Linked DNA regions of Homo sapiens: regions 1 and 3 are each linked to region 2. Evidence: chromatin contacts called from ENCODE Hi-C or POLR2A ChIA-PET data. All regions are on one chromosome and are shown on one strand. Each heading gives the region's core, a stretch centred on a gene start or an enhancer-like site at or near the end of the contact. The rest is flanking DNA. Distances are from core to core; before and after follow the strand shown.

Evidence for each region. A loop is a pair of places that touch in the nucleus more often than their neighbours do. ChIA-PET counts read pairs that join two places held with the same protein, here RNA polymerase II (POLR2A). Pooled maps may share reads with other maps.
Region 1: a pooled map of ovary shows a loop between it and region 2 (2.0-fold over the local background). The contact joins the enhancer-like site here to the promoter of MTFMT in region 2. A Hi-C loop is called at or near these places in 4 of 50 pooled maps. POLR2A ChIA-PET finds 5 or more read pairs at or near these places in 4 of 52 experiments (BJ, Caco-2, WTC11 and 1 more).
Region 3: a loop to region 2 is called in a pooled map, with 3 times the contacts of the local background. The contact joins the enhancer-like site here to the promoter of MTFMT in region 2. A Hi-C loop is called at or near these places in 1 of 168 maps with a recorded cell type or tissue (GM12878), 4 of 37 single-sample maps with no recorded cell type and 9 of 50 pooled maps. POLR2A ChIA-PET finds 5 or more read pairs at or near these places in 5 of 52 experiments (OCI-LY7, activated B cell, activated CD4-positive, alpha-beta T cell and 2 more).

Annotation. Positions count from the first base shown.
Region 1 is chr15:65,161,092-65,164,883 of GRCh38, forward strand. It overlaps CLPX (caseinolytic mitochondrial matrix peptidase chaperone subunit X), which reads right to left. Exons shown (of 14, transcript NM_006660.5): 5 at 2,938-3,097; 6 at 1,513-1,554. Among named protein-coding and RNA genes, the nearest start is that of CLPX, 22 kb to the right of the region's middle. Within about 2 kb of position 2,065, at least 2 of the 41 ENCODE cell types and tissues checked have a DNase peak (open chromatin) inside an H3K27ac peak, as active enhancers do.
Region 2 is chr15:65,028,258-65,031,970 of GRCh38, forward strand. MTFMT (mitochondrial methionyl-tRNA formyltransferase) reads right to left here and starts at 1,382. Exons shown (of 9, transcript NM_139242.4): 1 at 1,148-1,382. The coding sequence starts at 1,356. RefSeq lists silencers at 795-1,094, 1,345-1,534.
Region 3 is chr15:64,882,435-64,886,131 of GRCh38, forward strand. No RefSeq gene overlaps it. Among named protein-coding and RNA genes, the nearest start is that of ANKDD1A, 28 kb to the right of the region's middle. RefSeq lists an enhancer at 1,624-1,843. Within about 2 kb of position 1,722, at least 28 of the 41 ENCODE cell types and tissues checked have a DNase peak (open chromatin) inside an H3K27ac peak, as active enhancers do; they include GM12878, where a contact is called at or near this core.

The sequences.
Region 1 (3,792 bases), core at 815-3,314, 130 kb after region 2:
AATACCTGGCAGATAGTTTTATAAGTGTTACAGAAGAATCTGGTATTATTATTACCATTTCCCTAGTGTTTAATTATTCACACAACACAGCCCTTAAACGCAAACAAAGTATTTCATCTGGTGCTCAACTTAAAAAACAACATTATATTCCAAAGATGGAGAAAAAAAGCCAATTGTGTCAGTCCTCCTAAAAGCTGTATGTTGGTCTCTAAAATTTGACTTCCAAAGGGACTTATAAGAATTAATCTTATTGTACATGATTTTGGTCTAAAACCCTAGACCAGTGTTAGGGTCTAACACCCCCAGCCAGTGTTAGTTAACAACCTAACTTTAGAACTTAAAATCCCATGTAAAACACAACAAAACTGCACATGACAATAAATTTAAGCTTTTGAAATATTTGTTTCTAAGTCAATCTTTTACATAAGTTCTTAAATACTGTTACTTGTTAACATTTAAATAACATTAAATCACTACATATATTACATGACATGTCTTTCAAAATATGCACTACAGACTTTCTTTACTAATTTAGTATAGGTTAACTAGCTGTCAACACAATTTATGAGTATGGTATTGACTGCATATCTGAATATATTTTTTTATTATGAAATAAATTACATATATACCTAAAGGTTATTATTTAGATTTTACATTCTTATATACAATCTAATTCTATTGCACTTACTGTATTTCTTAATTTTACCACGCATGGTATAATCAGTATTTCTATAAATTTAAAAATAACTGGGGATAATGTAATTTTATTACATGTGATAAATGTCATGCCCAAGTTGGTACACAAGTTATATTCTCATGGCTCATCCTATATATAGTACACTTCAAATAGTGGATATATAATACTACTTGGTTCAAAGGCAAATGTAAAAACATCAAACTTAGCTAATTTTCTTTATTTCAATTACTAAAACAAAAGGCCATGTGAATCTTTCTATGACACCCCTGGAACCTCCACCCTCAATGCAGCAACTAACTATATCCACCTCCAAAGGAATAGGTGGAACACAACAGAAAGGCCACTCTCCTTGGTCTATCAAGTCCTTCCACACCCTCCATCGGACCATCTGATGCTTGTAGGGGCAATCTGGGGCTGGAAACAGTGAATTAAGACTTACTCATAATTTGTAAGACTGTAAGTTTCATAAATACAAAAAAAACCAAAAAACAGTGTGCTTTCTGGCAAAGAGTAGCTAGAAAATAATCTGCCTCCCCCAAATTCCTGTGACCCACAAGAAGCAGGCCAACTCTAATTGTAGTTTGATAGAAAAAATAAAAAATAACCCAACATATGGAAACGACACAAATTAGCTATGAAAAACTATTCCAAAGTTATATATACCATGTAGGATAAACACATTTAGATAATACGTATCTTTCTTGGTAATACACAAGCAAATACATACATGTCTATCACTGTTACTGCTGAAACACTTCACTGAAATAAATGTCAAAAGGAAGAATGATTACAGAGGAGGACCTGAAGTCACTTACTTGTAAATCTGTACTCATCCTCCCGTCTTCTTATTTCTAACTCTAAGAAAGAGGATGAAAATATTACATATTTGTTTACCTTGGGGGAACAAACAATGAGTATCCCACCTCCTGTCCTCTTTCAAATATATTTAAAGGATTTGTTCATTAACATTTTTCAGCTTTTCATATATGCTATATCTTTTCTATATTAAAACAAAACCATGCATAAAGACCGCTGTCCAGTTGCTAATATTCACATTTGTCAAATATATAATTGATATCTATTGTAAGGGTATAATAACATAAGTCTTTAATAAGAGTTTAAGCCCCTCATGCTATAAATATTATAACCATTTGCTCCTCCAGCACTTAGAATAGCTTAAATATCTATTTATTACCGAGGAAAACAAAAAAGTTTTGCTCCATAACTATCAGTGCTATTTGGACCTTATAAAAATGAAGATTTCAGGCCAGGCGCAAGAGTTCACGCCTATTAATCCCAGCACTTTGGGAGGCTGAGGCAGATGGATTGCTTGGGAGACTGAGGTGGGAGGATCACTGGAGCCTGGGAAGTTGAGGCTGCAGTGAGTCGCAATCCAGCCTGGGTGACAGAGAGAGACCTTGTCTTGAAAAAAAGAAAAAGGTTCCAAGTCATCCGTTAGTTATGACTTATACTTTCTAAAAATAACTGATACCATCACATACCTATTTTGCAGTTATGTGATGTAAGTTCAGCAAGTGAACAAGTGTCTTCATTGAAATAAATTATACATTTAGTTGCTACTAAAGGCAATCAAAGATAATGTAGACTTATAAATTTAAGTACTTAGCAGAACTCCTTCACACTGTACAGTGATAACTAAAAGAATCTAAAATGATGGAATATAGGCCTAAATCAGAAATTGGGGCTGTCTGGCCAACAAAACAAAAAATTAAATATTCATATTTACTCTATGCATAATTGTTTTTAATAAATCATTCTATTAATATACATTATTGTCCATAGTAAATTGAGATTATACAGTATACTGTATAATGACTACAGCCATGTGCCACCCCACCTGGCTAATTTTTGTATTTTTAGTAGAGACGGAGTTTCCCATGCTGGCCAGGCAGGTCTCGAACTCCTGACCTCAAGTGATCCCCCCGCCTCGGCCTCCAAACGTGCTGGGATTACCGGCATAAGCCACCATGCCAGGCCTAAGAAATAATATTTACCTTAACTGTAAGTTAATGTATTCTGTTATTTTCTATTCATATCTATCAAATTTTTAAAAAATGCTGTTGGCAAATGATTTCATAACACACTAATGGGGAATAACCTGCACTTTGAAAAATGCCACACTATATAAAAAACATTTTAAGAAGAAAGTGAGGAGTTACAAATAAAGATTACTTTTAAGCATAGCAATCTCTATTTAGGTCAATTATCAAAAACGCTACCTCTTGGTGTTAATGATGTCTGCTTCTCAACCTCTGCTTGCTGTCTCAGATTAGCTGGGATATTATTATATATTCTCTTATAATGATTGTACACAGCAACTGAAAGCACCTTCTTAGCAAATGACTGGCCAACAACATACTTGTCGAGGTAGTTATAAATCTGAAAAATGATTAGGTATGAATAATTTAATATGAGCTATTATAAGAGCACACACATTAAAAAGTTATTTACTAAGCATATTTGCTTACAGTTTTAAATCTGAACAAAGACTCTCATTAAAAACAAAATGACAATACATTATATAGCAATGATTCAGAGGCCCTGAACACTAAATGAACAAAAACACAATTCATTTGTTCTCTAGCTTAACAAAGTATCACTGTACTCTACTAGTGTTGTGCTAATTTCTATTCTATAAACAATGCTATCAATCTTTATTTTTTGATAACAAATTAAATTTAAAGTAACTTAGAATACATACACATGCCACCATGGTCTAAAAGTATCAACATTAATGTAAATCATTAAAATAAATCCATACCTGTCAATCAAATGAATAACATTCTTCACAAAGATAACATTATAAAACTACTCTTTTCAGAAACAGGCATTACATAATCAAAAGCCATTATACTATCAGTATCTATGTGTTTTAGTAAATTTAATTTTTTCTCAGACATTAACTTTAAAGCTACTCATTTATCTGAGACTCTAAAAACTGTATTCTTATTTTTTTTTATTTTCTAAAAATATATTTTTTTCTTTTTTTGATACAGGGTCTCACTGTGTCGCCAAGGCTGGTCTTGAACTCCTGGGGCTCAAGCAATCTTCCTGCCTTGGCTTCCCAAAGTGCT
Region 2 (3,713 bases), core at 132-2,631:
AAAAATTTAAAAATCAGGCGTGGTGGTGCACGCCCGTAGTCCTAGCTACTCTGGAAGCTGAGATGGGATGATTGCTTGATCTTTGAGGTCGAGGCTGCAGTGAGCTATGAGCCGGCCACTGCACTCCAGCCTGGGGGACAGCGCGAGACCTCGCCTCAGAAACAAACAAAAAAAGTGTTGGTATAAATGTATAAATGCAGTGAGAGACGCATGTGACAACAGCAGCCCATGAAGGGTGTGCAAAGGGAACATGGGGTTTCCTTCCGGGTGTGTGCACAGAGGGGTGTGTGGAGGAAGGAAAACCACACAGGGGATTGACGAAGGATTCAATACATGAGGGGCTGCTGTGAAGTATCTGTAGGGAAAAGGAGATGGAGATGACCAAAAAAAGTGGAAGGAGGACTGCGTCAGAAAAAAACAGAATGGGGAAATAAAAAACATTAATTGGGAAAAAGAGGCAGAGAAGTATATACGGTATTGCCACCACATACCATGGACTCTCAGGACTGGTTGGATTTCAAATAATTTTCTTTCCCAGTAAACAAAACTTGTTAAATATTATGAATACTAAATGTATACCTAACAGTTCTGATTTATAAATTTATTCTTTTGAAAACAGGTCGTTTTTGGACTATGTCCTTGTATACAAGGAGCACAGGGGGAGCAAAAGAGCGAGACACGGGTGTGCCGAAGGATGGGGGTCAGGAGGAACTGCAAAGCAGGGAACTTTGAAGTGGGACCTGGTTTTAGTCCGAACCACCTCGGCTGATGACCTTGGGCAATCGCATAACCTCTCTGAGCCACGGATTCCCCACACTCAAAACGGGCAGGGAGGCCGTGGGACTGGCCCGGGGGATGCAGGCAGAGCGCCCAGCCCCAGCTCGGCACAGCGTGGGTGGCAGGGCGCCTGGAGAACCCACAGAGGCGGCGGGGAGTGAGGGGCGCAGACCGCAGGTACTAGGCGCCCAAAGGCTGACCGGCGGGAATGGCGCACCTTCTGGGAGCCAGAAGACGCCGAGATCTGGGCCCACACCGCTCTGCCGCCCATGCTTTCCGCAACCAGAAGTCCAAAACCCTCGGGGCCGGCCGCCCGGGCGCGGCCTGGAGGCCTTCAGCGGCCGGGTCCCCGGATCCCTGGCCCGGGTACCTGGCGGCGTGCAGCGCCCGCAGCGCCTCGCGGGCGAACTGGTCCGTGCCGAAGAAGAGCACCCGCCAGGGAGGCTTCTCGCGGACTCTGGAGTCCCGGCAGTCCTCCCAGCCGAGTCGGGCCAGTGCTCGCCACTGGGGACTCGGCCTCCCACGCCTGGCGCCATGAGCCAGCGGAGGACCCCAACAGCGCCGCACCAACACCCTCATCGCCTCGGCCGCCGGCGGCCGGCCCTGCGCAGGCGCATCGGGGCGGGGACAAGGGTGCAGCCTGGGGAGGGCGGGGCTTGCCTGCTTGGAGGCGGGGTCTGGTTGGAGTTGGTGAACGAATTTGCCCGCTACAGCGGCCCTAGATTTTTGTTCTGTTTATTTGCACTATGTAGCCAATCCTCCAGAATAAGTCTTTCTTTTCTTTTTAAAATCGCTTTATTTATTTATTTATTTATTTATTTATTTATTTCAGAAAGGGTCTTGCTCTGTCGCGCAGGCTGGAGTGCTGTGGCGCGATCTCTGCTTACTGCAACCTCACTGCTCCTGGGCTCAAGGGATCCTCCCACCTCAGCCTCCGGAGTAGCTGGGGTACAGGCACACATCACCATGCTGGGCTGATTTTTTGTAGAGAGAGTATCTCACTATGTTGCCCAGGTCTCAAGCAATCCTCCTGCCTTGGCCTCCCCAAGTGCTGGGGTTACAGGCGTGAGCCACTGCGCCGGCCCAGGATAAGTCTTTTGGTAACAAATCGTGCATGTTTTCAGACAATGAAACCTCATGTATATAGTGCATGTCATTTCCTCAACCATTATAACCAATATTTGCTGAGTACTTCACTCCGTGCCACGTTTTTGCTAAGCATTTTATATTCATTATTCTGGTTAATCATCAGATCAACCTTAGGAGGTAGATACTATTACAAATATGTTACTGAAGAGAAACTGAAGCTCCGTGAAATTAAGGACTTACCAGTGTATAAGGTCCACACAGCTAGTAAAGGACAGAGCAGAGGTGGGACTCTTGTAATTCCAACGCTTGTAATCCTAGCCGTTGGGCCTTCTCAGCGATCCTATGTATTAGGCAAGTCAATTACCCACATTTTGCACCTGAGGAAACTGAGCCTTAGTTACTTGTCTGCAGTTACTTTCTTGAATCGAAGGCTCCATCTTTACTCCTCCCCTGTGGGTTCCTTTGCACACAGAAGGATACCATAGAGGTGATTCCTAGGGAAATGGACAGGGAACCTTATCCCCAGAAGACCTCCGAGGACCGTTAGTGCTTAGATTCTGTATCCCCAAAGCCTCCTTGAGTGGAGTCAGACATCCATGAAACAGGATCTGAGCAGAGACTGAAACCGAATTTTGTTCTAATCTTATTCTCACCACCATTTTTTTTTTTTTTTTTTTTTTTTTTGAGATGGAGTCTCGCTCTGTTTTTCAGGCTGGAGGGCAGTGGCGGGCGATCTTGGCTCACTGCAACCGCTGCTTCCCAGGTTCAGGCGATTCTCCTGCCTCAGCCTCCCAAGTAGCTGGGACATGCGCCACTACACCTAGCTAATTTTTGTATTTTTAGTAGAGATGGGATTCACTATGTTGACCAGGCTGGTCTTGAACTCCTGACCTCAGGTGATCTGCCTGCCTTGGCCCCCCAAAGTGCTAGGATTACAGGCATGAGCCACTGCGCCCTGCCGTCTCACCACCTTTTCCCATCACACAGTCTTAAACCCAGTGACCCTGGACCAGTCCTTTTTCCTAAATTATGAGCTCTGCACATCCCTGCTCCTGTGCCTTTGCTCATGCTCCCTTCCTAGACTGCCTTCCCACATCTCTTCATCTCTAAATGGTATCCATTCTTCAACACGAAGTTCAGACATTCGCCCTGAAGCTTCAAGCTCTTGCCTCCTTAGATTTCTTGTCTTTCTCCATGTGCCCCTGTTTTTTTTTGTTGTTGCTGTTGTTTTTGTTTTTGTTTTTGAGACAGAGTCTCACTCTGTCACCCAGGCTGGAGTGCAGTGGTGTGATCTTGGCTCACTGCACCCTCCACCTCCCCTGTGCAAGCGATTCTGCTGCCTCAGCCTCCTGAGTAGCTGTGATTACAGGCGCCTGCCACCACGTCTGGCTAATTTTTTGTATTTTTAGTAGAGATGGGGTTTTGCCGTGTTGGGCAGGCTGGTCTCGAACTCCTGACCTCAGGTGATCCACCTGCTTTGGCCTCCCAAAGTGCTGGGATTACAGGCATGAGCCACCGTGCTTAGCCCATGTGCCCCCTTAATACTCTGTAGGGACCCCCATTTCTCATGTAGTTTGGTATTACTGAGGAAGGTTGTCTAATGTATGCATAGACATTGAGAAATTCACATGTGTTTTGAACAGAAAAGAGAAGCAAAGAGGAAGATATTCCAGTAATTTTGCTTATCTGATCACATATGAGAAGGAGAGTGAGATGGGACCCCAAACCCTCTATTCCCTTGATCAAGTTCTGTTCCAGTATCCTCTCTTAGGGTGAGCAGAATGTGATTCTAATATTCGAAGACTGGTCTTTTCCCATACAACATGACCTAGAAATACAATGCAAAT
Region 3 (3,697 bases), core at 472-2,971, 150 kb before region 2:
GCATGTGACTCTCTTCTGCAAGAGTCAGCCCAGTGGGGAGACAGACACTCCGGAAACCTAGATATGTGCTGGGCTGGGTGGCAGTGCCACAGCTGGGCACTTTACTCCCCAACATAAATGTAGGCATTTCTGTGTCTTGTGAGCCCATGAATCCTCATAAGACCCTGTTGAGTTGGGAATTACTGCAGAGCTGTAACAGACAGAAAACCTAGGCCCACAGACAGCCAGTGACCTCCCATGGGCACACAGTTTGGGTGTGGCAGAGCGCGGTATGGAATCCAAGCCTTCTGGTGCTAAACCCTGCAGGATTCTGGCAGGTCACACTCCAGGCTCCCAAGCCAAGCAAGCGTTTGAAAATGCCTTCCCATGTCCAGTCGCGGTGGCTCACACCTGTAATCCCAGCACTTTGGGAGGCCAAGATGGGTGGATCACTTGAGGTCAGGAGTTGGAGAACAGCCTGGCCAACATGGTGAAACCCCGTCTCTACTAAAAGTACAAAAAAAATGAGCTGGGCGTGGTGGCACGTGACTGTGATCCCAGCTACTCAGGAGGCTGAGGCATGAGAATTGCTTGAACCCAGGAGGCAGAGGTTGCAGTGAGCCGAGATCATGCCACTGCACTCCAGCCTAGGTGACAGAGTGAGACCCTATCTCAAAAAAAAAAAACAAAAAAAAAACGAAAATGCCCCTCTGTGAGCCACAGGCTCTGCCCCTGCAGTGGGCTATCTACCTGTCCTAGCTTGCTTTCTTCCTCAGAAACAGATGTTTCATCCTCCTACCATTCTCTTGACTGACTCCACAATTGTGGCTAAGACAAACTGGGTGAATCACATCTAAAGCAGAAGCAAGTCTGCATGAACCCCAACACTTCCCCAGTCAATTTCCTGTGTTAGGTTCAGAGGGGTCATTTCAAACTCTCAGCATGTTCAAGACGAGACTGCCTATAAGGCCACGTCTTGGGACATGGTTTAGGGGAGGAGGTAGGAATATGTGGCAGGGCCCTCTGGCTATACGGATCTCCCTATCTGCTGGAAACTCCACCACTAAAACCATTCCTTTGTATCATTTCCCCAGAGGGATCTTGATAATTGTGAAACGCCAAACAACTTGCCAGCCATGAGTCCCAAATCACAGCTATGAAAGTGCTTTACAGTTTATAAAGTGATTTCACAGCGAAAAATGGGTTTGCTCCTCATAACAACTATGAAAGTTAGGGCAGCAATTTAAATGTGTCCATGGAATAGATGAGGACACTGAGTGAGGCCCTGAGAGGCAGAGGAATTCCTCTGCCAATCAGAGCCCACACTTGAATACAGGTCTTTCTACTCCACATTGCATGTACCCCTGATAACTGGGAGTTGCCTTGGGAGCAGATGCTGATGGGACACAAAACAGGCAGATTTTGATAAGAAGGCAGATGATGAGGTGGAAAGGCTCTGAAGAAAGAGGTGGATGGCAGAGCTTGGCTAGAGGGGAGCAGGACTCCCCAGGGAATCGAGGATCTGGGCAGGGGAAAGGGTAGCCTGGAAGCAGGGAGAGGTGGAGGATGAGCTCTGGGAGCCAGAACCTGAATTCTGTTCCGGCCCTGTTCTGAAGCCTGAGGGGCTGGAGTGGACTTCTCCTCTAGGATCTGTCTGCCCTGTCTGCTCTGAGGACCTGCCAGCTCTCCTGGGAGGCGCTCAGGGCATCTTGTGAGCCTGTCAGCACTGACCTTGTCACGCGGCTCATGACTGCTCCTCATCCGACCTCAGATGAGTCAAGAGGGGAAGCAGGCGCAAAGGGCTTCCAGGGGATTCCCGGGATGCAGGCAGCTTGGGGCCCTAGGGGAAAGAGCCTGGGGCTCTTCAAGGCTGGGCTATGAAGCCACCCTCCTCCCAGGGTTGAGGGGCAGTCAAAATATCCCCAAACCTAATGTGATTTCTCACCTGCCAAGTGGCAGCAGTGTGGCATCGGGGCATAAAAGCTGCTAACAGTGGGGAAAGGCCTGGCCCAGTGCCAAGCAGGCTGTGGGCGTCCCTAGAAGAATGAGCAGCGCAACTACAGCAGGAGTCCCAGGCCCTGGGCAGAGAGACACCCCTTTATCGAGACCTACTACCTGCCAGGCACTTTATTTATTGGTAAATTTAATCAGATTTTGAAAACCACAAAATCTGGATACATTTGCATTGTGGTATTTGTTGTAATTGTTGGATATAATTACATATACATGCTATAAAATATAAGATAGAACTAGAACAAGAGTTCTTAATCTGGCATCTAAGGGAACCCGAAAGATCAAAGGATAGAGTTCAAGGAGTCTAAAAATTTGGAAGAGAAAAAATATATATCTTTATTTTCACTAATTTCTACCTGAATTTTAGCATTCTCTTCAACGATGAATGTAGGCAACAAACCACAGCAGTATTAGCAGGACTCGTGATGATGTCACTAGCAATTACAAATATTTTCAAATCATATAACGGTTTTTGAAGATATTTCAAAATATGGTTTATACTCATCACTATTTCAAAATTACAGCAGTTATTGGACCTATTATTAGCTCTTGATCTTCAGGCATTAATTAGGAAGCACTATCTAGTACTATGTCGAAAAATTTTTTTTAATTGTTTGATGACTACATTTTAATACAACTGGTTTTCTTTGTAAGCCTATGCTAGTTTATTTTGTGCATTTCAGAACATTATTCTGAGAAGGGGTCTGCAAGTTTTTACCAGATGACAAAGGAGGCCATGGCACACACAAAAGAGGTTAAGAACCCCTGATCTAGGTCTTCCCTGCAGTATTTTAGGATATATCCACATTTTAAAAATGTGGATTTTGGCCGGGTGCGGTGGCTCACTCCTATAATCCCAGCACTTTGGGAGGCCAAAGCAGGTGGATCACTTTAGCCCAGGAGTTTCAGACCAGCCTGGGCAACATGGCAAAACCTCATCTCTCCAAAAATTATAAAAAATTAGCCAGGCATAGTGGCATGCACTTGTAGTCCCAGCTACTCAGGGGACTGGGGTTAGAGGATTGCCTTGAGCCCAGGAGGTTGAGGCTGCAGTGGGCCATGATTGTGCCACTGCACTCCAGTCTGCTGGGTGACATGAGACCCTGCCTCAAAAACAAAAAAATAACAAAAAAAAGCCGGGCACAGTGGCTCGTGCCTGTAATCCCAGCACTTTGGGAGGCTGAGGCGGGTGGATCACCTGAGGTCGGGAGTTCGAGACCAGCCTGGCCAACATTGTGAAACCCCATTTCTACTAAAAATACAAAAATTAGCCGAGCATTGTGGTGCATGCGCCTGTAGTCCCGGCTACTCGGGAGGCTGAGGCAGGAGAATTGCTTGAACAGGGGAGGTGGAGGTTGCAGTGAGCCAAGATTGCGCCACTGGACTCCAGCCTGGGTGTGACAGAGCAAGGCTCTGTCTCAAAAAAAAAAAAAAAAAAAAAAGATTTTGATTTTTTAAAGACAATTTTCCAGTCACATCAGAAAGTTGAGTGCTGATCTGATTATTTCACTTAATTGCATAAAATTCAACTCTGTGACATCCCTGGACAGTGAGCAACCCACAGCTCCTCAGTTGAAAAGTCTTCCCCCAGAAAAGGCATATACATTGTTTAACTTAAAAGCTGCATGTTGGCCGGGCGTGGTGCCTCACGACTGTAATCCCAGCACTTTGGGAGGGCGAGGCGGGTGGATCGCGAGGTCAGGAG